Linked DNA regions of Homo sapiens: region 1 is linked to region 2. The links are chromatin loops, found by intact Hi-C in ENCODE. Cell type or tissue: Caco-2. All regions are shown on one strand. Links, peaks and the distances in the headings refer to the core of each region. The heading gives the core; the rest is flanking DNA.

Region 1 (10,785 bases), core at 3,432-8,431, 70 kb after region 2:
ATTCCCAACAGCAGTGCAGAAGTGTTCCCTTTTCATTGCATCCACACCAAAATCTATTATTTTTTGATTTTTTGATTATGGTCATTCCTTCCTTCCTCTCTTTCTTTCTCTTTCTTTCTCCTTCCTTCCTTCCTTCCTTCTTTCCTTCCTTCCTTCCTTTCTTTTCTTTCTTTCTTGTCAAGTCTCACTCTGTCACCCAGGCAGAAGTGCAGTGTCATGGTCTCAGCTCACTACAAACTCCACCTCCCAGGTTCAAGTGATTCTCCTGCCTCAGCCTCCTGAGTAGCTGGGATTAAGGCATGCACCACCACTACACCCAGCTAATTTTTGTATTTTTAGTAGAGATAGGGTTTCACCATGTTCGCCAGGCTGGTCTCCAACTCCTGACCTCAGGTGATCCGCCTGCCTTGGCCTCCCAAAGTGCTGGGATAACAGGCATGAGCCACTGCGCCCAGCTGATTATGGCCATTCTTGAGAGTGTAAGGTGTTATACAAATGGCAAAAAATGCTCAACATCACTAATGATCAGGAAAATGCAAATCAAAACCACAATGTGATCTCTTTTTATATTTTATCAATCATTGTAGAGTGTTTGGAGCTGAGGGGGTGCCTGGTAATATGAGCTAATAGAGCCATCTAGTAGAAAAGGACAGACTCTTTTGTAATCTTTTGATTTAATAAAGTGTAGGGATTAAGAGCCCAGATACTGAAACTGGGGTATCTGGAGTTGGGTCTGAGTTGTGCCCCTAATCTGTGTGCTCCCAGAAAGAGTAACTTCTCTGTGCCTCAGTTTTCTTATCAGGAAAATAACTTTTCAAGGCCACCGTGAAGATTAGATGATTTAACACCTGCAAAATTTTTATAAGTTGCACATAATAGATGTTCAATAAACATTAGTTATCATTATATGACTTAATGGAGATTTTTATTATATATATTTCATTATATTATGTATATAGCATGAATTACATTTATATATATATTCCATTTAGCCAATTCTCTATCATTAGACTTTATTGCTATTTCTAATTATTTGCAACATTAGAAATCCTTATAGCAAGTTATTTGCATAAATTAATGATTGAGGACTCCATTGAAATGTTTTTGTATTTTTTAGTATCTGTGGATTGAGAAAGTACCTTACCAAAAGCTCCTATGAATCCAGAATCAATTTTAAATGAATTTATATTTTATAATTCAAAACAATCTATATATATTTGAAAAACAGTAGTGCCTGTTTATCCAGGATACCAACAATGGCTAGTGAGTGTCTTAGTTTGGGCTGCTATAACAAATACCATAGATTGAGCAGATTAATCAATAAGCATATATTTCTCACAGTTCTGGAGGCTGAAAGTCCAAGATCAGGGTGCCAACATGGCCAGGTTCTTGGAAAGGGCTCTCTTCCTGCTTCCAGTTTACAGCAATGTGTATGTGGACCTCCCCATATGGCCTTTCCTTGATGCGCTCTGGTCTCTCTTCCTCTTTTTATAAAGACATTCATCTCATTATGGGGGACCTACCCTCATGACCTCATCTAGATCTAATTACCTCCCAAAGGCCACCTCCGAATACCATCACATTGGGGATTAGGGATTCAACATATGAATTTGGGAGGGGACACAAACATTCATTGTATAGCAGTGTGCATATGAATTTTCTCAGATCCTTGTCAATAACTCTGGTCCACAGGTGGGGAACCATTGCTTTATTGTAAATGACTTAATTTAAGGGAAGGATCTCAGCTCAAAACTCTCTTTCCATCTGGATTTCCACCAATACATAGGAGGATTAAGGGAAAATAACATATACTTCTACTCCTTGTGGATTATTCAGAAACTGTTCTTTGAATGTCTGGCTTAGCAGAATGTGTTAAGTAAAGTGAGTTTGACTGGTGGGTAGATTGAAGGGGGCAGGAGGAGGGGAGGGAGAAAAAGAGGTGACTTTGGAGCATGGCGTGTACTCTGAGGGAGGGTGGACAAGGGCAGGCACTGCAATTGGCCATCTGGTGTAAGAAGAGTGCAGCAAAAAGACACAGGGCTTCTGAAGGGTGGCGAAGGGCCAGAGGAGGTGGGCAGGAGCTGGGCACAGGAAGGCTTGCTGGGAGGGATCAGATGTAACATAAACAGGAATGTGGAGGATGTTTCTGAGGGATGGGCCTTTATGCAGCCAAACGTTTTTGCATAGGCTTTTTAGGGGAATGAGTATATTTTGGTTTCAAGAATAAGAATGAGGGCTGGGCACGTGGCTCATGCCTGTAATCCCAGCACTTTGGGAGCCAGAGGCGGGCAGACCACAAGGTCAGGAGGTCAAGACCAGCCTGGCCAACATGGTGAAAACCCATCTCTACGAAAAATACAAAAATTAGCCGGGCGTGGTGGTGCGCACCTGTAGTCCCAGCTGCTTGGGAGGCTGAGGCAGGAGAATTGCTTGAACCCAGGAGACAGAGGTTGCAGTAAGCCGAGATTGCGCCACTGTACTCTAGCCTGGCAACCAGAGCAAGACTCCATCAAAAAAAAAAAAAAAAAAAAAAAAAGAATAGGAATGAAAGAAATAGTAGTAAAAGATGATGCCAAAAAAATGCTGTAGTACAGGTGAGAAAATGTACCGCCTTCTAAGAAATTCCATTCTTATTGGGGTTAAAGTATCATGTGTTGCCACAGCAACTGCCAAGAAAAATCCGTTTTAAGAAAGGTGCTCTGCTGCAGAGCTCATGTACTTTGATTCTGAAGTATAAAGTGAAAATGTAGAAATAACTGCAATTTTCTTAACAATCTTAAAAATATTCATTTCCCGCCTTTCTTCAATATCATTTCCTCTTCACTTTCTTTATTCTAACTGGCGTCCTCTCAAACTAAGCGTGCAGCGCAATAGGAGTCCTCCATTCCCTGTTCATAGGAACCGTTCCACCGCAAGGGAGTGAAGCCTGCTGCTTAACAGGCCTGGGACTCCAAGGCAAGCGGGTGGCTGGTGCAGGAAGCAGTTGCCGACCTCTGTTGTTTGAAGGTGGCATGAACTAGTTTCTGGAAAGGGTTATATTTTCAGGACCATTTTCTGATCCTGTGGAGAAAAAGGTGGCTTTAGCATGAGTGAATGGTTCAAACCTAGCACTTTAATTAGGTTTAGGTGCTCTAAATCCAGCTTCAGGTAGTTCAAAAGATTCTCTGACACCAAAAAGAAAACAAAGGTCTGGTAAGTCTGCCTCTAAGGATTCACACACAGAGGAAAGACAGAAAATGGATAACATAGTCAAAGGCCAGAAAATTACTAATAAACTGTCTGAATTTGTTCATGAATCAAAGACTTAAATTCTGAATAAGATTGAGGTTGTCACTGGGGTCGTACCATGGCAGCAAAGACTCAGAAGAGGAACTCGGACAGCGATCCATCCTAAAGCACAAATTATTGCGGAAGCCGGGCCAATAGTGATTGGCAAAGGGAACCTGATAGAAGAACAGGCCCTTATCATAAATGCTTCCTCGGATAGTATCACTCTTGACACTGGAGATCCAGAACCAAAACCTATGATCATTGGCACCAATAATGTGTTTAAAGTTGGCGTCATTCCCAAGCCATGGAGATGGGAGATAATAATGTCATTGAATTAAAAGTGTATGTAGGCAGAAATCTAATATTGACAAGTGGCTGTCTCACTGGCGCTTGTTGCAACCTAAACACTTTTGAAGTCATCCCGGAGAATACGGTGATCTATGGTGCAGACTGCCTTTGTTGGGTGCAGGCTGAGCGACCGCAGCCTCAGACACTACAGCTGGATTTCTCGATGAAAATCTTGCCAAATTACCACCACCTAAAGAAGACTACGAAAGGAAGCTCAACTCCAGTAAAGAACTAAGAACAGTACATGACATGAAGATAACATTTTGTCTTTGACTGCTGTCTTTTGAATGGGCCACAGTGTTTATGTACTCTTAGCAGCTCACAGAATAATACATGTTGACTTTATTTTGTAAAATTGGGTTGAGAGGAAAGTAATGGATTTTCATTGTAACTGTCCTTTATAATTCATGTAAAATGTATTATTTTCCTTTATCCTTGCTTCTTTTCTGATAATTTACAGATTTAGCTTTTCTTTTGTTATATAAACTGCTAGCCACAAATTTTAGTTATGTAAAAGACTACCCATTACAAGAAAGGACATATTGTTATGTATTTATATTCTGGCATAAGCTAAACTGAATAAAAATACTGGTAACAGGAAAAAAAAAAGATTGAGGTTGTGATGTAAAATAAACACATGTGAATATTAAAATTTTGGACAGTATTTTGCATATAAGCAATACCCTTTACTTCCTGATGGAGATGGAAAAGCTAAAACCATATTACAGAGCTCCTATTAATAAATGTGGCCTTGGGAGGTACTCATTTAGAATTTCTCAAGACACATGTAGCGGAGATTTTATTCAGCAGCATTCATTCCAGCATTTACTCCAGCATTATTCACCAGTTTTCTGGTAACTGGAATCTACCCCTCTCCCATTCTCTGACCCACCCAAGGGTCAGGGGTAGAGTATGTGACGGGACCCTAAGGCAATCATCACGTCGCATTATCTGGAGCCATAACTATTGAGGGCCTGGTAACATGATCCAAGTCCAGGTAACCAGAGTCACTGACAGTCAAAGGATGCAGACTCTCTCATCCACTGGACTTTCCCCATTGATGTCATTCTGGAATTGTGACAACCATCTTGCTACCACAGAGTAAGAAGTGAACTGAGGGTTTTGGCAATCCAGGGGAAGAATTGAGAAGTGGAGAAAAATAAACTAAGCCCTTTATCAATCTGTACCTAGAGTTAGCCCTGTCTTTGGATTTTTCAGTTTGGGTTAGATTTTCTGTCACTTGCAACCCAAACGGTCTGAATTGAAACAACATAGAATATGCAAAATATTCACTTACATTTATGCGTGTTGCATCTGTTAGACCAGGGGTCAACAAACTTCAGCCTGCAGACCAAATTTGGGACACTGCTTGTTTTTGTAAATAAAGTTTTACTGGAACACAGCCATGCTCATTTGTTTACTTATTGTCTGTGATTGCTTTCTCATGACAATGGCAGTATTGAGTAGTCTTGACAGAGACCTTATAGCTCACAAAGCCCTGAAACATTTGTTATCTGGCCCTTTATAGAAAGTTGGCTGACCCCTGTGACTAGACCAAGCTCCACTAGGTAGGGACTGTGTTCATTTTGCTGACTGCTATGGCCTCAGCATTTAGCATGGTGCCTGGCATATGGTAGCAACTCAATACAATAAATATTTGCTGATGAATGAACGAATCACACAGAGCTTACAACCTTTGGTGTTAAGTCAGTCTTTGTCTCAAAATGACAAGGTCTTCGGAATGTCTACAGTAAACTCATCACACATGCTCTCCCTAAAGACAAAGAGAAGATTCTGTCATCTCAGTATTGCAGTTCTTAATCAGCACAGTGGCTATTAATAAGTAGGCTGGCTTCAAAGCTGAGAAAGTCGGAGGCAAACACCAGGGCCTACGGGGCTGCTGAGATCAAAGAGGATCTTAGAGATTCACCCCGAAGGAGGGGAGTTGGTTTCATCATGCTCTTTCCTCCTCTGTGCTTCTCCAGTTTACTCACTATCAGACTTTTTATATATGGTTGAGATAGTCAATGACTCATGCCTCTTTTCTTCTAAAACCAAATGCCAGCTCCTTTCTTGCTAGAATATATAATTTTGGTCTCATTTCTAATGTTTTTCTTGTTAATAATAACATTCCTAATATTTTTTCTTTCCTTAGGTTGATATATACTATGAATACTCCATTCTTTTAAAGAAGAGCTGGTACAGGTCCTAAAGCAGTTTGAGCAGTACAGCAATTCTACAGGCATGGGATGAGAAAGGCTGAATGTGGAAAGTCTGGACAGGTACATGTTGAAGAACGTGAATATTTGGAGGACCAAGTTTAAACAAGTTGGAAGGAAGCACCTTCTCTATGTTGCAAGGTACATCCCTGAAAGCGTTTGGGGAAAACCTGGGGGAGGGATAGGGTGTTTTTCACTTCTGTTTACAATGTCTGACTTTCCTCTCAGAAAGAGGGTGACTAGGCCTTTTTGGTTGGGGCTGGACTTCCTAAAAAAGGTAGTTTTCATCAACAAAGGACCAAAACCCCAACCAAAGGGTAGGTGAGACTCTTGAGGTTTATAACTGACTTTGTTAATAAAAGACCCAAGAAAACCTATAGAATAAGGCTGATACTCAGTGAGGCTGATGGGGGTTTTGGAGTCTCCCTGATATTTACAATTTATACATAGAAGTAAGGTTGGAGCACTGGACACATAGCAAATGCTTAGTAAATATTGTTTTAATGAGTAAAAGGCTGAACAAAGTTGTTGTTGAATAGGTAGGTGGCACCTTGAAATTATGGAAGGTAGTAAAGGTTATGTCAACAAATTTAGATTGAATGTAGTAAAAAATAGAAAAAGCAAAGAAAACCCCACATTATGAACACCTTATATGTGCCAGATACTGTATTAAGCAATTGCTGCATAATCTTTTACATACTGTGATGATTCTATTTAATTCTTACATACAATTTGGAAGACAGACATTATCTACTCACTCCATAGAGAAGGAAACAGGTACACAGTGCGTAACTGCTAGAACCACGATTGAAACCTGACATCTAAGCCTGTACTGTGCCCATTTATTACTGGGAGGTGGAGAAGGGAATAGGATTGATCTGGAAATATTGTGATGGAATCTCAGGAGAGGAGATTCTGGGATTCAGGGGGGCAGCTGGGAGCTGCTGGAGTGATCTAGGAAAGTGAGGAACTCCTAGTCTGATCTGAGGTGATGGCTATGGGAAGGTCATAAAATAGAAGCTGATTAATTACCTGTCTCATAGAATAGAAGCAAGAGATGAGTTGTATGAGAATATATGCTTCAGCCATGTGCCTAGAAGAAGGGTGATGTTCCTGCAGAGACAAGGCAATGGGTACAGTACAGGGAGTTGGTCTGGGTGTAAGCAGGACACAAGGTATGTTTGGGGGTTTGCATTTACTTAGTTTGAGGAGCAGAGGAAACATTCATAAGGAAATATGCGAGTAGAGCTCAGGAGAAAAGCAGGACTAGAGGCCCAAGAATCACAGGCCAGAAGAAGAAGCTGTAGCCTCGGGAATGGAAGAGCTCTCTGAAGGGGAAAGGGGAGAACAGGAATGTCCCAGGAGCCAAGGCTCATCTATAAGGGACTTCCACATTTAGGATGTAGAAGAAGGAAGCAGAAGCAGGGAATGACCAGAAATGGCCCCAGAGATGAGACGAAAGTTAGGAGAGCGGGGAGCAAGCCTTTAGGTTTCACAAGGGAAGGAGGGAAAGTAGGTGTTAGGTGCTGCCAAGATCAAGGAAAATAAGCAGAAGACCAGGCCATTTCAGTTGCAGTGAGCCAAGATCACGCCACTGCACTCCAGCCTGGGTGACAGAGCGAGACTCTGTCTCAAAAAAAAAAAAAAAAAAAAAAAAAATATCAGACCATTTCTATCCCCTGCCTTGAATATCACCACCGCATAGGAAATAGAATGGTCTAGATAGCAGATTAATCACGACGGATTTTGGTGATCAACAGTGCTACAGATAAGGGGAGTTTAAGAAGAAATTAATTTGTTGATAAACATATAGTTTCCTATTTTAAAGCAAAACTTAAAAGATCCACATCTAACCTTCAGTTAAATATCGTTCAAAATATCTGATTTAGACAGAGAGTTCTGACCTGGTTTGAGGGCATTTTTCAAAAGAGGCAAGCTACGACTGCTCTTTCTTTTCTGCATATTTAAACTCTTGACAATTATAAATAATCTAAACCTCTCCCTCAAAGTACCAATTATCTCCTTATGTTTGAGAAGGCATGTCTTGCCAGATATGGTATTCTATACAAAACACAAAATAGGAAGACAAAGGCAGCCGTTGTCCCACCGGTGCACCCCGGATTTACTTAGGCAGCTCGATGAACGCTAATGAGGATTTTGTGCATGAATCTCCCACCTTCCAGCTAAAGGGAACTGAGACCCCACAACCTCACAGCAGAACATTTCTTAACACCATTGTAAACACTGACTCCATTCAGGAGTTGTTCACCTTTACACAGCAGAGAGAAAAGAATTTTTTGTTCAATTAAAACTTAGGGAGTGTGACGTCATCAAAATACTTCCTTTAGGCTTTCTGAAAGAAAAAAGCTTATACTTTTTACACGAGAAGTAAAAAGGAGCTTCAGAAATACATAACTGACATATAATAGGCCAGGAAGGGAACAGGAGACATCAGTAACTCCTATGTGGGATAATGGAGGCCATCACAGAGGTGATGAGATTTGACTGGGACATTGAAGAATGAGTAGGAACTTTCAAGATGGATGAGAGGAAGAAAAAACTGCTAGCTGAGGAAAGGGCAGGAAGCATAGAGGTGACTGTGTGTGGCATGCTTAGGGACTGTCACAGGGTAGAGTATGGGTGGAGGTCATGGGGTGGGCAGGGGATAAGTGAGATAGGTGGAGACAAGGTGGTTAGGACTTTGAAGCTTATGCCAAGGTACCTGGGCTTTATTCTGAAGACAATGGAAAAACTAACTCAAGGTTTCTGATTGGAGACTAATATACCTTGATTTCTCCTTCCTTCCTTCCTTCCTTCCTTCCTTCTTTCCTTCCCTCCCTCCCTCCTTCCTTCCTCTTTTTTGTTTTCTTTCTTTTTTCTTTTCTTTTTCTCCTTCCTTCCTTCCTCCCTCCTTCTCTTTTCTCTCTTTCTTTCTTCCTTTCTTTCTCTTTCTTTCTTTTTCTCTCTCGTTCCTTCCTCCCTCCCTCCCTTCCTTCCTTCCTTCCTCCCTCCCTCCCTTCCTTTCTCCCTCCCACCCTCCCTCCTTCTTTCTTTCTTTCTCTCTCTCTCTTCTCTCTCTCCTTCCTTCCTTCCTTCCTTCCTTCCTTCCTTCCTTCCTTCCTTCCTTCCTTCCTTCTTCCCTTCTTCCTTTCTTCTCTTTTTTTCTTCTCGTTTCTTTTTCAGACAGGTTCTCACTCTGTTGCCCAGGTTGGACAGCAGTGATGCAACCACAGCTCACTGCAGCCTCCACCTTCTGGTCTTAGGTGATCCTCCCACCTCAACCTCCCAAGTAGCTGGGACTACAGGCGTGTACCACCATGCCTTGCTAATTTTTGTATTTTTTTTTGTAGAAACAAGGTTTTTGCCATGTTGCCCAGCCCAGGCTGGGCAATCTACCTGCTTGAGGTGAGCTCAAGCAATCCACCCACTTTGGCTTCCCACAGCGCCGCCTGGCCATACCTTGATTTCTGTTACAGGAAGAGAAACCTAATGTCACCATCCTGCTTCTAGTTTTTTCCTTCTCCAGCTGATTCTCCACACTGTTGCATGTTTCTCTAAAATGCAGATCTGATCATCTCACCCCAACCCCACTCCCATATAAAAACACTTCTGTGATTTCTTTCATCTGTAGATTAAAGACAACCTCCTTTGCATGGATCATCTAAGAACCTTCTCATATGGTCTTAGACTAATTTTCCAGGACCTTGTGCTCCAGTAATGACTTGGCATTTTCCCCAAAAGTCCCATGTCATGTTGTGACTCATGCCTTTGCACATGCTGTTTTGTGCTCCTCTGCGCCCTTCCTTCCTCTGAACTGGCTAGAGAACCACTCTCCATTCTTACATAGGACCTTCTCCACCACACCCTCCCACAGCCTTCTAGTCACGGTAACCAACCCTTCCACTAAAATGCCTTGGTATTATGTTCATCTAACAGTTACTGATTGACACTTAAGGGGTGTTTTCTATGTATTAGGCACCATAGTGTACTCTTTTGCATATATTATATTTCATTTAATCTTCTACGAATGCTATATGGTACTTTCATGGCTGTTTACATAAGAAGAAATAGGCTTATCCATAGTCACACAGCTACTTGGTACCTGAGTCAGGACCTGTACAAGGTCTTCCTTACCCGAGAGCCTCCGCTTGTACTTCATTATCAGATACTATTATAACTATTGATTTGCACACTGCTTTCTCCTATTAGACTGTGGGTTCCCTGAGAGTAAGTTCTATGTTGAACCGGAGATCAACGTTATTTCAAAAGTATATAAGATTAAATAATTATTCTTTTGAAGTTTGAGACCATTACATGGACTGTTTTTGCCAATGTAAAGACATTTTTGCTAACCTATTATGTAGGCTGGAGTTTGCATGAAGCAGATCATATACAACCACGTAGACCTGGGCTCACTTCATCGGCATTTCATCTGCTCTAGGTGAGATGGAGAAACGGCAGCCAGTTAGTAGTTCATTTTCCATCTTTCAAGAGAGATTGACATCTATATTTTTTTTACACAGCAGATAAACTGGTAATGAATATATATATGTGTGTGTGTGTGTGTATATATATGTTTATTTATTTATTAAAAAATTTTTTTTGAGATAGGGTCTCACTCTGTCACCCAGGCTAGAGTGCAGTGACGCAATCATGGCTCACTGCAGCCTCAACTTCATGGGCTCAGGTGATCCTCCCACCTCGGCCTCCTGAGTAGCTGGGACCACAGGTGGGCACCACCACGCCTGACTAAGTTCTGTATTTTTTGTAGAGACTGGGTTTTACCATGTTGCCCAGCCTGGTGGTAATGAATATTAACTTGGCTTGGTCCACTTAGACATACATGAAAGGACAATTTCTGTTAGAAACACTTACATAAGAATATGAAAAAGATAAGTACACTGTTACTGACTTAGATAAAACCAGTGCAACCTTAAGAAACAGTACT
Region 2 (10,785 bases), core at 3,462-8,461:
TTTTTTTTTTTTTTTTTGATGTTGTTTCACTCTGTCGCCCAGGCTGGAGTGCAGTGGCACGATGTTGGCTTACAGCAACCTCTGCCTTCCGGGTTCAAGCAATTCTCTTGCCTCAGCCTCCAGAGTAGCTGGGATTACAGGCGCCCGCCACCACATCCAGCTAATTTTCATATTTTTAGTAGAGACGGGTTTTCACCATCTTGGCCAGGCTGGTCTTGAACTGCAGGCCTCAAGTGATCTGCTCACCTCGGCCTCCCAAAGTGCTGGGATTACAACTGTGAGCCACTGCGCCCAGCCTCTCTCTCTCTTTCTCTCTCTCACACGCAGACACTCACACACGTGTGCACACACACATGCATATGCTCACACACACACAGATGCTCAGACACACCCAAACCAGGACACCAGCAGCCTGGAAATACCGGACAAGAAAGTGGAAGAAAATATATAATGAGTTTGATAGAACCGGGAGTCCATTTCCTGAGCGAGGGGACTTTTGTGAGTGAGTACAGACAGATAGGAGTGATAACTTTCCTGGCCCTATAAGCCTCTAGCATTTCCATCCCCTCACACACTTCTTCCCTTGAAGTTTCTGTTCTTCACACTTCCTGCTATCTCAGGCTCTTGGCCAGATCTGCGGACTTGAAAGGCACAGCAGAATGGCCTCAAATGTTCTTCCTCCTGGATAAAATGCACACAACCACGCTTACCTGTCTATTAGCGGACTTTCTTCCTATTTGCCTGAAATGTGGATTGCTGAACAGAAGAGGCCCAGGATGAAGTGGGAGAGAGGGACCGAGGAGAAAAATGGGAGGAGTATGGACTCTTCTGGTTTTTTTTTTGAGATGGAGTCTCGCTCTGCCGCCTGGGCTAGAGTGCAATGGTGCAATCTCAGCTCACTGCAACCTCCACCTCCTGGGTTCAAGCGATTCTCCTGCTTCAGCCTCCCGAGTAGCTGGGATTACAGGTGCCTGCCACCACACCTGGCTAATTTTTTGTATTTTTGAGTAGAGATGGGGTTTCACTATGTAGGCCAGGCTGGTCTCGAACTCCTGACCTCGTGATCCACCTGCTTCAGCCTCCCAAAGTGCTGGGATTACAGGCGTGAGCCACCGAGCCCGGCCATCTTCTTAAAGTCTAGCTTAGCGCACCCACCAAGCCTAGTGCACCCACCACCATCTCCCTCCAGGCAGACAGGTTTGATGCATCCCAAAGAAAACTGGCTTTGGTGACCTCAAGTCTGGGCCCATATCCCAACTTCAGCATTTAAAAGCTGTGTAAGGCAGTGGCTCACCTGTAATCCCAGCACTTTGGGAGGCCGAGGCAGGAGGATTGCTTGAGCCCAAGAGTTCGAGACCAGCCTGGGCAACATAGCCCCATCTCTACAAAAAAAATTAAAAATTAGCCAGGCATGAAAGCTTGCACCTGTGGTCCCAGCTACTTGAGAGGCTGAGGCTGGAGGATCGCTTGAGCCTGGGAAGTCAAGGCTGTAGTGAGTTGTGATAGCGCCACTGTACTCCAGCCTGAGCGACAGTATGAGACCCTGTCTCAAACAAAACAAACCCAACTCTGTGAGCTTGAGCAAATTTCTTTTTTCTGATTTTTTTTTTTTTTTTTTTTTGAGACGGAGTCTCGCTCTATCACCCAGGCTGGAGTGCAATGGCATGATCTTGGCTCACTGCAACCTCTGCCTCCCGGGTTCAAATGATTCTCCTGTCTCAGCCTCCTGAGTAGCTGGGATTACAGGTGTCTGACACCACAACTTGCTAATTTTTGTGTGTTTTTAGTAGAGATGGGGTTTCACCAGGTTGGCCAGGATGGTTTCGAACTCCTGACCTCAGGTGATCCTCTTGCCTCAGCCTCCCAGCTGTAATCCTCAGCTGGGATTACAGGTGTGAGCTACCACACCTGGCCTAGCTTGAGCAAATTTCTCACCCTTCCTGGGCTTCACTTTTCCCAGTTGCAAAATGGGAATAAGCCGTTCTGTTACGGGAAGGATAAAAGGAGAAATGGACATAAAGGTCCATGCATACCGCAAGTGACTTTCTTCATCTTAGGGAGTCAGACTGTGGCTGCCTTCCCCTCCCGCTCCCCTCTGGCTTCCTCCTGGGAATATGTCCCTCCCAGGAGGCTGGTGGGGGCTGGGCAGTCACCCCAGGCTAGGGGGGCATCCACCTTGCAAACCCTTCCATAGCAGACTGACTGCTTGCTTTGCAGACTGTCAACGGGCAGCGCAGTCCGGGCCCAGGGAAGGGCTAGTGGCAGCTGCAGCTCTGCGACCAGGCTTGGAAACACGTGTCAAACCCTATTCCAACCAGATGAGGCTGGCCTGCTTCCAATGGCCGCTTTCCATCCAAGGTCTGGCCAAGGGGAGCTTTGCCCAGATCCCCTCCACAGGCAGCCCAGGCAGCAAGTCCTATTTGTTCCCCTGAGTCCTCGGGTCCAGACTGACAAGCTCACCTCTCTATTCCGGAGGCTCTGTTCAGAAGGTCCAAGCCATGAGTCATGCAGCCCTGCACTGCTGGGGAAGGTGGGAAGGGTAGGTGCAGGCTCCAGGGCACACAGCAACTGGAAGAAGCCATCTGCCCATCCTGTAGGTATGGTCCTCTCCCTGACAAGGCTGGTCCTCTCCCTGACAGGCAGGGGAAGGAGCTGGGTAAAAGAAGAGGACGAAGAGATGCTCTCCAACCACCACAACATGGGGCAAACATAGGCCTCCTCCAGCGAAGGGAAATATCCCATATGCAGCAGATGGGCCTGAGGCAGGTGGCCAGAGAGCCAGTGACTTCTCTTTTTGCTGCTTAGAAATGGTGGCTGAAAAAAACACACATGCCACCACCACCCAAAAAAACTAGAGAATGCAGCATACCAGCAAAGAGTCACAGAAGGAAAGGAAATCCAAATGTTTTGAGTTTAGCTATTAAGCATAGTTTCCAGCGAGTGTACTCATGTCTTGAAATGAAACAGATGAAAGCAACATGTGTCAATGGTTGTAGGAAGGCAATAATGTCATCAACAGGAAATAAAGAAATTGAACACTGAAGCCTCAGCCCAGAACTTAACTCTTCTCTTGCCCAGGTCCCCAAGGCTTTCTGCATGAAGACTGAGGACACTTCCTGCAAGACTAGGTCACTGCCTCTCTCCACCTGCCTGGAAGGTCCTTGAGGCACCCCCTGCAAGGATCACGAGCACCTGAGAAGGACTTGCTTTGTTTCTTAAGGGATGTGGCCTTGGAAGAAAGGGAACCCCAAGGGACCCTGGCCCAGCTGAAGAGGAAGCTGCACAGCCTCTCTCTCCATGAAGAGGCTACAAAGCCTTGGCTGTGGGATCACAGTTCCTGGCAGGGACAGTGCTGGCTGCTGGAAGAGCCAGCAAAGCCAAGGCCAACGTGCTGGCACTAAAAGGGCTGGTGGCGCCACCAGGAAGTCCCGCAGGCCCCAGGAGGCTCTGATTGCTGCTCAGGGCCCAGAAGCTAGGAGATCCCTTCTTAGCCAACCCCCCAACCCGAGGCAGAATGCAGAGCGCATACACGGGCCCCTCTGGCCGATCCAAGAGAACCTCAGGAAGAGCAGGGACTTTGGGCCTTGGAAGGTGAGGCTAACGTTCACATGCCTTGAGAGTGGCCGGGATGACTCTTGCAGGCCAGTCTCGCTGGTTGCTTTTATCTCTGATGAATCCACCCTATTTGGCTTTGGGGGTGCCTGACTCACTGTTGACATTGTATGTCACTTGCAAACAATTCATAAAACTTAAATATCAAACAGATCACACTGGATCAAATAGATCAAACAGATCAAGTGGGATCTTGGAGTGAGAGCATTCATGAGTTCAGTTTCAGACCTGGCCTTAGAGCTTTTAGGTCCAGGGGTGCTAGACAGCACCATGGGCTGCACCTGTTCTCTGCATCAGAGTCCTGGGGGAGGTCTACACAAAGCCGGATTCCAGAGCTTTTCTCTGGAGACTCAGGAGGTCAGGCTGAGGGGTCAGCAGCTTAGCCCAGTGATTTTTAGACCACCCTGGATCAAGATAGCCTAAAACAATGGATGTAATTGTCATTACATACAGGTAAAATTAATGGACAGAAATGCCTCAATTCTTTCTCCCATAATTAAGAAAAACCAACCCTAAAAAATATTTGGTAGGTCTTGACACTGAATTCTAGAACAGGATCTTTGGTATTTGCCCAGAAATGTACATTTGGGTTTACTGTACCCATGTGCATTAGTCAGCTTGGGCTGCCATAGCAAAACACCATACACTGGGTGGTTAAATCACAGATATTTACTTCTCACAGTTCTGGAGGCTGGAAGTCCAAGATGAAGATGCTGACGTCTTTGGTTCCTGGTGAGGGCTCTCTTTCTGGCTTGCAGAGGGCTGCCTTCTGGCTATGTCCTGCTATGGCTGAGAGACAGAGAGAGAGCAAGCTCTCTGGCATCTCTTTTTTTTTTTTTTTTTTTAGATGCAGTCTCACTCTTATTGCCCAGGCTGGAGTGCAGTGGCACGATCTCAGCTCACTGTAGCCTCTGCCTCCTGGGTTCCAGCGATTGCCCTGCCTCAGCCTCCCCAGTAGCTGAGATTACAGGCACACGCCACCACGCCCGGCTAATTTTTGTATTGTATTTTTAGTAGAGATGGGGTTTCACCATGTTGGCCAGGCTGGTGTCAAACTCCTGACCTCAGGTGATCAGCCTGCCTCAGCCTCCCTAAGTGCTGGGATTACAGACGTGAGCCACTGTGCCTGGCCTTTGTGTCTCCTCTTATAGGGGCACTAATCCCACCATGAGGGCCCCATCCTCATGACCTCATCTGAACCTAATCACCTCCCAAAGGCCCCATCTCTGAATATTGGGGGTCAGGGCATCAACATGGGAATTTTGGGGAGACAGATTGGGTCCATAGCACCATGTTTCATGGAGCTCCTCTGGGAGCATCACCAGGTTGTTCTGACCCACATGTCAGGTGCCTGCCAGGTGGGCACTGGCTTAGACTCGGGGGCAGTGTCAGCAATGGTCAGACCCGGACTTTTGCTCTTCAGGAGCTCTCATTGTGTGAGAGATCAACATAGAAACAGGGTAACGACCAAGGTGGAGATGTACCCAGGGTGCTAGGGGAGCAAAAGGGGGCACTGAGTCTACTTTACAGGAGATGACAAGGGGTAAAATCAGCTCAAGGAAACTGAGAAGGGCAAACCTGGAAGATGGAACAGCATGAGCACAGGCTCTGAAGCTCGACGCAGCCTTGGGAGAGGGGATGGCTCCCTGTGGAGCCGGACAGTACGTAACCCACAGGGGGCTGTCTGGAGTGGAAGTTGTTGTGGCCAGATCAAGGAGAAACCCAGGGCTCTGCTAGGAGTATGGCCTTGACTTCGCAGATAAATTGTCTTAAACTGGGTAGTGGAGGAGCTACGTAACCTGAGCTGGGTTTTAGAAAGCTCCCTGTTGTGGGCGTGTTGGGGCTGGATGTAATGAGAGGTAGGATTCAGGCAGCAGGGACCCCATGGGAGTCCATTACACGAATGTAAGCGATCATATTTGTTTAGATATTCACATTTTATTTCAGCAACTGTCTTAGATAGGGCTCCCCAGAAACTGACTCTGTGAGGGGAATGCATGTGAATTACTAGGAAAACTGTAAGGAAAATCCTGCAGGGGAGCGAGGGAATGGAAGGGAAGGAAGCCAAGCAAGGCTGTGACACCGAGCAGTGTCCACAGAGGGGGGACTTTGGTTCCACCCATGGGGAAATCTGGAGACAGCGTAGCCCACTGCTCACCACTGTTCTGGCTTGGGGACAAGGGAGCTGGAGGATTTATACCCCAGCATCTGTCCACCACTAGTTAAGGGCTGGGAGGAGATTAAAGGTATGCAGACACTTGCTGCTCTCCCAGTTGCCAGCAAAACACATTCTAGAAGCTTCCACCAGAGAGGCAGCAGGAAACGCTGCGAGTGAAGCAGGAAGAAGCTGGTCTCCAGGGTGGGGTGGGGGTGGGGAGAGAGGGGGTTGGAGAGCAGAGCACTGAGGGCATCTGGTGCCATGTGAGGCTGCCCAGGGACTTCCAGTGCATCTCATGACTAGCCAGGGCCAGCCAGGAATTCCTGCTTGGGAAGTACTTAGTATGGTTCAAATCTAGAATGTCGAGGAAAGCCCAAAACAGGACAGCCGCATCAGCTCCTTTTCCGGGATTATGGGGACTTTATAACTCGAAAAAATTTTTTCCAGCTGGGAGTGGACAAGGGATTTGGCAAGCAAGGAATGACCCCATACTGACCTCACCAGCTAACCGAGAACCACATCAGTGGCTACAATAGGGCTTTGCTGCAAGAATCGGGGCCCATCCAAGGGCTGCCACTGACTGGTTAACTAATGTGGGGAAGGCCAAGTTCCCATCCATCGGTTACTCAGTGCTCTTTATCTCCACAATCACAACGACTCTACCTGCCCTACTCATCTCTAAGATGGTTATAAAGATAAAAATGGGATTCCAGCTTGGGCAAGTTTTCCAAGAATGTTCAAGGCTTGTTGTAAGTCCATAGTATATGCCACTTCTGAAATGCTGAGTAATGTCAGACAAGGGCCAGCAGGGAGAAAAGTGACATTTACTGAATGTCCCCTACAGGTTGGCGGCTGCCTTTGCAAGCTTCATGCAGGTGATGAGAAGGTGCATAGGGAGAACTTTGACCTTCAAGGCTGGATACTGACAGAAACCTTGGTCTGTCCCTGTGGCTGCAGCTATCACTAAGGCATGTGGTCTCCACCCAAAATGCAATTAATCACTGAGCACGGGCGTTACCTCTTCAGACTTGTGAATAAACAGAGATCAAAGACAGCCAGTCAATGAGACTCTGATAGGCCTTTAACCAGGCCCGGTGCCAGCTCGCTGGCCGCCCGCACTCCTGATCCAGCCAGACACACTCAGCCACCCATATGTCAACTGCCTGTCCTGCCCCCCACCCTCCAGGGCCAGGCCAGCCTTCCACAGTGTCCCAGAACCATTGAGCTTCCAGGTTAACCTCTTCCCTGTTATAATGACGCACGGAAGTCACCTTTCTCTTGGAAAACCAGGACTGTGGATGACATGGCTGGGACACCATCCCTTTCCCCCTTCCCCTTGACAGCCCACTGGGTCCTGTCACTGATAGACCCAAAAGCAGAGCATCTCCCTCTGAAACATTCAAATCTGTACCCTAGGCCCATTTACAAAGCTGACTTGTCTGGAGCCTCAAGACTGCAAGAAAACAACGAGACTCTGACTGTAACATCTGAACTGTCAGGGAACGCCTGTATAACCTCTGTCGGCCTCTCTGCCAGGCAGGGTTTATGCCCCACCTCACTGTGGGAACCCTGGTGCCCCAGATGTGGGGATGAGAGTGAGGGGGACGGGGAGTCTGTGCCATGCTCCAGGATGGCCAGGCTCTCCTGGCCACCCCCAGTGTCTACCTCAAAGTCCCCACCCCATTGCACAGCACGGGAACCTGTGCCCACAGCTCTACAGTGTGAGCTCTTTAAGGGCAAGGAAAAGATTCATTCACCTTTGCATTTCCAGAACTTCACCCAAAGCAGGGGCCCAGCACAGGTAGGTGTCTTTCATGCGGGACCCACCACACACCACCGGGAATACTGAGGATCTGAGAGCCTGTGGGACTTGCCCAAGCTAAGCTGGTCAGTGAACGGCAGGGTCTGGACTTGAACACAAGTCTGTCTGACTTCAAAGTCTGGGCTTGTTCCAATACATTACACATATGTCTGAGCTAAGACATCTGGGTTTACAACATCATAAAAATCAAAGGTTGGCAATACGTTCCCAGCATCCAGTTTCACACATGGACCAGTTTTGTCCCAGAGCCAAGGACTGGCGACCCTGGCTTCAGGCACCCCTTTGCTGACAGGAGCTCTGGGGAAGACAGTGCAGAGGGCACTGTCCATGCAGCCTCTCTGGGGGCAAGGACAGGCCATACTACAGATGTTTTCAGTTACCACCAAGTTCTCTCTTCTCTAAGAGGATGTAGGCTGCCTTGTATAATATCTACATTAGTGGCCAGGCATAGCGGCTCATTATAGACATGAGTTACCAGCACTGGGAGGCTGAGGCGGGTGGATCACCTGAGGTCAGGAGTTTGAGACCAGCCTGGCCAACATGGTGAAACCCCGTCTCTAGTAAAAATACAAAAATTAGCTGTGTGTGGTGGCATACACCTGTGATCCCAGCTACTTGGGAGGCTGAGGCAGGAGAATCGCTTGAACCGGGGAGGTGGAGGTTGCAGTGAGCCGAAATTGCACTACTGCACTCCAGCCTTGGCAACAAAGCAAGACCTTGTCTCAAAAAAAAAAATCTAAATTAGCAGATGATTTTCAAAGTTTTTGGATTGGATTGTGGAACAAATCATATCATTTCCCTGTATCAGGCTACATTGAATATTCGCCATAATTTTATTTTATTTATTTTTATTCTTAATTTTGAGGCAGGGGCTCGCTGTGTCATCCAGGCTGGAGTGCAGTGGTGTGATCATGGCTCTTGGCAGCCTTGAACTCCTGGGCTCAAGTAATCCTCCCACCTCAAACCTCCCAAGTAAGCTGGGATGACAGGTGCACACCACCATGCCCAGCTAATCATCAGAATTTTCCAAGAACAAATCAAATGAATGCATAGCCTATCTGTGATCAAGGAGAGTCTATGTTACACACCGCTACACATTACCTGCCCTTCTTCAGGGAACACTCTCTATGATCTCTGATAATCCAGGCACAGTTGGCCACAGTGTTTCTCTTTTCTTTCTTTCTTTCTTTTTTTTTTTTTTTTTTTTGAGATGGAGTCTCGCTCAGTTGCCCAGGCTGGAGTACAGTGGCACGATCTCAGCTCACTGCAGCCTCCGCCTCCCGGGTTCAAGCGATTCTCGGGCTTCAGCCTCCCGAGTAGCTGGGATTACAGGCGTGCACCACCACACCTGGCTAATTTTTGTATTTTTAGTAGAGATGGGGTTTCACCATGTTGGCCAGGCTGGTCTTGATCTCTTGACCTCGTGATCCGCCCACCTCGGCCTCCCAAAGTGCTGGGATTACAGGCGTGAGCCACCACGCCCGGCCACAGTGTTTCTTTCTGAGCTTAAAAAACCAGAAAGGGGGATAAAAGGTTGGAAGTGAAATTTGGTCAGCTAGTTAGATCATGAGTGTTAAAAGGTAATAAAATCAAGGCGGCTGCTGGCTCTGGCCAGAGTCATCTTCCCAATACAGCCTTTCTGCAAAGGTCTGGCAGCTGCAGGGCAGCCACACCACGGTACAAGAGTCAGTTGCAGACGGAGTAGGAGGTCCCCAGCTCTCTCCTGCCCTCCTTTGATTCTTCCACCTGAGGCCCAAGTATGGCTTGTGTCTTGAGATGCTGCAGTCTCTTTCCCTAGGGTACATTTATACTGCTTCAGAGAAGCTTTTGGTGTTTTTGGTTTTTTAAAGAATAGAGACAGAGGCCGGGCATGGTGGCTCACGCCTGTAATGCCAGCACTTTGGGAGGCTGAGATGGTTGGATCATTTGAGGTCAGGAATCAGAGACCAGCCTGGTCAATATGGTGAAGCCTCATCTCTACTAAAAATACAAAAATTAGCCGGGCGTGGTGGCACATGCCTGTAGTCCCAACTACTCGAGAGGCTGAGGCAGGAGAATCACTTGAACCCGAGAGGCAGAGGTTGCGGTGGAGTGAGAATAAGCCATTGCACTTCAACCTGGGCGACAGAGCAAGGCTCCATCTCAAAAAAAAAAAAAGAAGAAGAAGAAGAAGAAATTATTTCAGCCTGACACGGTCCCTCACACCTGTAATCCCAGCACTTTGGGAGGCTGAGGCAGGTGGATCACTTGAGCCCAGGAGTTTGAGACCAGTCTGGGCAACAGAGTGAGACCTTATGTCTACAAAATTTTTTAAAAAAATTAGTTGGATGTGGTGGTGCATACCTGTAGTCCCAACTCACCTGGAGAGGCTGAGGTGGGAGGATCCTTGAGCCCACCTCAAGCTGCAGTGAGCCATGATCAAACCACTGTACTTCAGCCTGGGTGACAGAGCGAGACCTTCTCTCTCTCTCTCTCCCCCACCCTGCCATACATATATATATTGTTTTTTTTTTCCTACAGAGACGAGGTCTCACTCTGTCACGCAGCCCAGGCTGGTCTTGAATTCCTGGCCTCAACCAATCCTCCTACTCAGAGCTAGGGTTACAGGTATGAGCCACTGTGACAGCCATATTTTGTAAGGAATGGAGTGAGGGCTGCAGATGGATGGGCCACAGTCTTCTCAGGTGTGCTGGTGATTGTCTCCTGAGAGCTGGACAGAGGCCTCTGCACTCTACCTGCACTCAGGAAACATTTACAGAATCACACTCTGTGTGGAGCACTGTGTTGCCCTGGTGGGTCTGGGGTGCATTTCCTGGTCCTTGGAGGACTCAGATGGCTCTCTGTAGAAGCCCAAAGGAGGGTTGGTGGGGCTGAGGCATGTTGGCAGTGGTGAAGATATTCTAGTAACCTCCCCCAGCACCCAGCCTTCCCACTGGTTGGGCCTAGGAATGTGGTCAGAGAGCCCTGCCCCGAGTTTGCAGAGAGGCTATAGCTGCCCTGGCAGCTGGTCAAGCATCTATCCATTTCAAAGGCTTTTTGTTAAACTTCTAACAGCCGAAAGGACAGCCTGAAGCCATGCGCCAGGAAGGCCTCCCAATTTTGGTGGCCAGGAAGTCTATTGAGCTCCCCTCCAACCTCTCCAACCCCTAGAATGGAGACCTGAGCTGGGCAATCAGCCCAATAAATCAGGGGA

The links. Peaks named below come from ENCODE experiments on the same cell type or tissue, not always from the same donor. Only the 100,000 strongest peaks of a DNase experiment are listed, where the experiment ranks them.
Region 1: a loop joins it to region 2, with 6 times the contacts of the local background. A loop is called at or near these places in 2 of 110 quality-filtered maps.

Annotation. Positions count from the first base shown.
Region 1 is chr17:65,651,546-65,662,330 of GRCh38, forward strand. All of the region lies in intron 24 of CEP112 (centrosomal protein 112), which reads right to left. It also overlaps the pseudogene LOC107984971. Among named protein-coding and RNA genes, the nearest start is that of AXIN2, 95 kb to the left of the region's middle. RefSeq lists an enhancer at 5,511-5,560. In Caco-2, for the core only: no CTCF peak of the experiment used is centred there; a DNase peak (open chromatin) is centred at 5,506.
Region 2 is chr17:65,581,752-65,592,536 of GRCh38, forward strand. No RefSeq gene overlaps it. Among named protein-coding and RNA genes, the nearest start is that of AXIN2, 25 kb to the left of the region's middle. RefSeq lists an enhancer at 1,749-2,283. In Caco-2, for the core only: a CTCF peak has its summit at 6,583; a DNase peak (open chromatin) is centred at 6,700.